2 separate regions of the Mus musculus genome follow, and region 1 is linked to region 2. The links are chromatin loops, found by intact Hi-C in ENCODE. Cell type or tissue: heart. All regions are shown on one strand.

Region 1 (2,500 bases), 220 kb after region 2:
TCTTACTGAGGACCCAGGGAATCTTCTAGCCTCTTCTGGTCTTGGGGCACCAGGCACACACATGGTACACAGACACACGTGCAGGCAAGACACCCACACACAAAAGAGAAAAGGAAAAATGACAGTGCAAGCAAACACACAGAAAATCCTGCAGTGGGTAACTCTGCAGGAACGCTGTGGATGAACTCTTGGGAGTGGGAATAGTGGGTCACACAGCATGGTGAGAGCATGTATGCACACAGAAACACATAGAGAGACACACACACATATACACACACAGACACATACACAAACACAAACAGAGGCACATGCATATACATACACACATACACACACACACATAGATGCATACACACACAGACACACACATGCTCTTTGGCACCCTCTCTTCCTCCAGCCCGACTCTCCCCAGCACTCTCTCACACCTTCTTCAGTCTCACAGACTCCCTCCCCCCCTCCCTCTCCCTCTCTCTGTCTCTCTTCCCAGCACTCTCTCTCACCTTCTCCAGTCTCACAGACACACATTCTCTCTCTCTCTCTCTCTCTCTCCCTCTCTCTCTAGCACTCTCTCTTACTTTATTCAGTCTCACATCTCCCAGCTTTCTTCCTGGAAGGCAACCAAAGTTATTATTTCTAGATTTCGTGCTCACAGTTATTTTATACACACGTATGCAAATCTAGATGTGATCTAGGCTTATGTATAGATAAACATGAACATATGTACAATTTCCCACCCTCTTCTGAATAAATGAAGACATTTATACCCAAAATAGAACAGTGTTAACGGGACTCTGTAGACAGCTACCTTCAAGATCATGCTGCGGCTTCAAACATTTTTCAACTTATATTTGGGCCTTTTGCCAGCCCACTGCTGGGGACTCACTGGGGACGACTAGACTAGAAATACTGGTTTCCACCAAAGCCTTCTGGATCTGAGGTTCTCACCAAGTTCACTGGGCCAGAGATGGGGGTGTGGGTGTTGGAGAGATGGCCCAGTGGTTAAGAACGCAAGCTGCTCTTCTAGAGGGCTCAGGTTCACACACACACAAACACACACACACATACACACACACACACACACACACACACACACACAGCAGCTTACGACCACCTATAACTCCAGTTCCAGGAGATTCAACGCCTCTTCTGGTCCCCTGGGGCACCAGGAATCTAACAGCACACAGATTACATAAAAGCAAAACCGCCACTTCTATAAAATCAAATAAAATTTAGGAATAATAAAAAATAAAGTTGTCTTTTTCATAATGAATTTTTTAAAGATGTGTGTGTATACTCTATTTGAATGTACACCTGTGTGCCAGAAGAGGGCATCAAATCCCATTCATTATAGATGGTTGTGGTTGCTGGGAACTGAACTCAGGACCTCTGGAAGAACAGCCAGTGCTCTTACCCGCTGAGCCATCTCTCCAGCCGTCATACTGACGTTTAAGAATTGTGCTTTCACATTTCCCATCTTTATAATGAAGTTAAAAATTCATCATTCAAGAAACTAATGAATGTTTCCTTGTGTTCTGTTTTTTCTCTTTCACTTTGAAGTGTTGGGAATCCAACCTGGGAAGATCCACTTCGTGGATGCAGGCAAGTATTCTATTACTTCTATACATGCCTGGCCTTGATCTTCTCTGTATTATGTCTGTCTGTCTGTCTGTCTGTCTGTCTGTGGACATATTCCCATCTAGGTGGAAGCTCGTCGTGTGGAGCAAAGGCATCTGGAGGACAACCCCAGGTCTTAGCCTCACACAAAGCCTGGCCACTGCCTTTGAAGCAGGGTTTTTCATTAGCCTGAGGCTCGCCAGTTAGGTAATCCTGGCTGCAATGGAGCTGGGCTCCAGCTTCCACTCCCAGGGCTGGGCTGCTGCGTGCACACTGATACCCTGGTACTTTTTACATGAATTCTTGGGAACTAAACTCTGGTCCTCGTGCTCAAAAAGCAAGAACTTCACCAACCGAGCCACCTTCCCAGCCCTGACTGGTCTCTCTGTAGCGGTACGTCACCGTCACCACCAAGCTGGATACGATGTCTTATGCTTATAACCCTGACACTGGGGAGGCTGGAGCAAGGCAAAAGCCAACCCGAGCTGACCTGGAATGAGAATCTATCCCCACTGTCCCCACAACCAAAATCAAAAAGTCATCAGGCCACAGATAGTCAACTCACAGTGGAGCCATGTCCTGTCAATCCTCAACTGGAAAAGATAGTTAAGCTGAAATGCGTGCGATGGAGGAGCTAGAAACATGGTTCAATGGTTATGAACATTGACTCTTCTTCCAGAGACTCAAGTTCAATTCCCAGCAGGCATGTCAGGCACCTCACAACTGCCTGTAATTCCAGCTCCAGTGGATCTGGCTTCCATGGGCACCTGCACTCACACGCATACAATCACACACAGAACACACACACACAAGTGATAATGGTTCTGGTGGCGCATGCTTTTAATCCCAGCATTTGGAAAGCAGAGCAGGTGGAGCTCTGTGACTT
Region 2 (2,500 bases):
CTACGTGACCTTGGGCGTCGCTGTGGCTGGCTTCTTGCTGGGCATCCCCCTTACCAGCCAGGTAAGAATGGAGATGTGGGGGTGAGGCGGGGCTGCAATCGCCAGGCACTTGGGAATGGATGAGTAGCCTAGTCTGTGGAACCCTGGCTTACCTGCCCACTGGCCCACAGGCAGGCATCTACTGGCTGCTGCTGATGGACAACTATGCAGCCAGCTTCTCCTTGGTTGTCATCTCCTGTATCATGTGTGTATCCATCATGTACATCTATGGTGAGTGCTACCCTTCCGTGGACTCGAGTGTCCGTCTCGGACTGGCCCACTCTGTTCTCCTGAGCTGCTGACAATATCTCCCACCCCTGTCTCTCCAGGGCACCGTAACTACTTCCAGGACATCCAGATGATGCTAGGATTTCCCCCGCCTCTCTTCTTCCAGATCTGTTGGCGCTTTGTTTCTCCGGCTATCATCTTTGTAAGTTCCTGGGGGGGGGGGGCTCCCAGGTAGCTCTAGCTTTGGGCATCTAAGAAGGCCAGATAGTCAGATGCATGCACACTCAGAGAGGTGCCAGGTCCTGGCCATGGGTTAGGAAGTGGATCTTGAGCCCTCTGTTTGACTGAAGCCAGTAACATATGCTCAGAGCTGCAATGTCAGGGACACAGCCTCACTCCATGCCATTACTGCCCAGTTGCCTCCAAGGGGCCTCGGGAGTCATTGGGATCAGTGTGGCTTCTGTCTACTTTACTGTTCACACCTAGGCCCCATGGAGGCTGCCCCTAAGCAGGGAGACACATGGGAATGTGGCAGCATTTCTCCACAGCCCCAGGACCTGTGGGTACAGGGCTAGGAGTCAGGTTGACTCTGTGATGGGACTAAGCCCTCAAAGGCTGGGAAGTTGAATGGCCTTGAAGGGAGCACCCCCATTTCTTTGAACATCAAGCATCAGGGGAATGTATCAGAGCACACTGCACTGCTGATAGGATTCCCTGCAAGGCCGGTCCTTCCTCCACCCTGTTCACATGTTAACTTGAGCAACACTCTCTGGATCATCAATTCTCCCCACTCTAAGGCACAGGGATGTTAAATAAGCCCACCCCACACTTAATAAGGGGCAAGAAACCTGCTGCAGGCCTGTGGGCTAACCCAGGCGCATTTTGCTGCTTCTGTTTGAAGTGGGAGGTGGGGCTAATGGCCTAATCATCACTATATGAGAAAAGAGGGTCAGAGGGCTCACTCAATGGCAGGGCAGTGTCCAGAGCTACCTGTGTCTTGCTCAGTTCTCCGAATTGTGGAAAGCGCTAGACCAGACTTCCACACTGGCTCATATTTCTGAAAAGAGGTCCCTGGAGGACCGAGGCCTCCACCGCATGGGGTGTGGGATGTTCCTGGGCCTGGCACAGACAACAGTTCTGGCCACAGGCCCAGCATTGAAACAGGAGGAGCGGAAGTCTCCTTTCAAGGCTGAGAGGGCAGAGAGGGCGGGAACCACTGCCCAGCGCCATGCCTTCTGGGGGCGTGGCATTGGCCCAGAACCAGGACGCTCTCTGAGGGCTGGGGAGCTGCACTTTGGTACCTGAGTTTACCCACCAAGGGCCTTCCCTGGGTTCTGTGGATTGTCTAGGCAGAGAGATTGAATCAGGCAGTGTCCAAAAGCTGGGTTGGAGTTACATTAAGATGAGGAATTCAGGCCGGGCAGACATATTTCTCTTCGGAGCTTTATGTGCCTGTGACAGCTCTTCTTGACAAACCCCTTCCTTCCTTCATAACTGCAGTGAAAAAATTCCTCACATACATCAGGCTTTGTTAAGCCAGGTGCGGTGGCGCTCGCATTTAATCTCAGCCTTGGGGAGGCAAGCCATTGTCTGAATTTGAGGCCAGCTTGGTCTACATAGGGAGTTTTAGGTTAGCTAGGGTGACACAAGTGAGACCCTGTCCTGAAAAAAAAAAAAAAAAAACAAAAGCAAACACACACACACACACTCACTCCACTAGGTTAGTAAAGATGTCACACACATATGGTGCCCTAGGTTCAGTGTGGGGAAGGTCAGAGGAACTTAAGCTCCGGGATGCCCCTAAATGCTGACAGGCATGGCGAGTCCTTTCTACAGGTCCTCTGGTGTGGCCTGTGAGCCACCTGGCCAAGTCTCCTGTTTCTTTTAGATCTTTAGCTCTCCTCTTTCCAGAGAGGTATGTGTCTGCTACTGGACACAGCATCTGTAGCCCCTGGGCACCCTCCAAGCTGTCACAACAAGCTGGCTTGTTATCACAGCCACAGTGAGGCAAGACTTTACGTAGCTTGCTCCTCGGCCCCCTTCCTGATCTGAGCATCTCCCGGTACAAATCAGCTCAAATAGATAAATGAGATTGTGCAAGACCTCAGACCCACAGTCAGTGCGGTAACCTCAAGTGTCAGGCCATGCAGAACAGGAAGCCGAGTGATTTTGAGTTAAACAGATGGGAGGTGCCATGGAGAAGCCTTTTAGGAGGCAGAAAATCCAGAAAGGC

The links. A loop is a pair of places that touch in the nucleus more often than their neighbours do. Peaks named below come from ENCODE experiments on the same cell type or tissue, not always from the same donor. Only the 100,000 strongest peaks of a DNase experiment are listed, where the experiment ranks them.
Region 1: a loop joins it to region 2, with 9 times the contacts of the local background. A loop is called at or near these places in 2 of 42 quality-filtered maps.

What each region holds. Positions count from the first base shown.
Region 1 is chr4:118,084,350-118,086,849 of GRCm38, forward strand. The region is part of intron 2 of St3gal3 (ST3 beta-galactoside alpha-2,3-sialyltransferase 3); the gene reads right to left. Among named protein-coding and RNA genes, the nearest start is that of St3gal3, 49 kb to the right of the region's middle. In heart, no CTCF peak of the experiment used is centred here; no DNase peak of the experiment used is centred here; H3K27ac peaks cover 264 bases.
Region 2 is chr4:117,864,828-117,867,327 of GRCm38, forward strand. Slc6a9 (solute carrier family 6 (neurotransmitter transporter, glycine), member 9) reads left to right here. Exons shown (of 14, transcript NM_008135.4): 10 at 1-61; 11 at 171-270; 12 at 369-469. Among named protein-coding and RNA genes, the nearest start is that of Ccdc24, 6.4 kb to the right of the region's middle. In heart, no CTCF peak of the experiment used is centred here; a DNase peak (open chromatin) is centred at 1,464; H3K27me3 peaks cover 694 bases.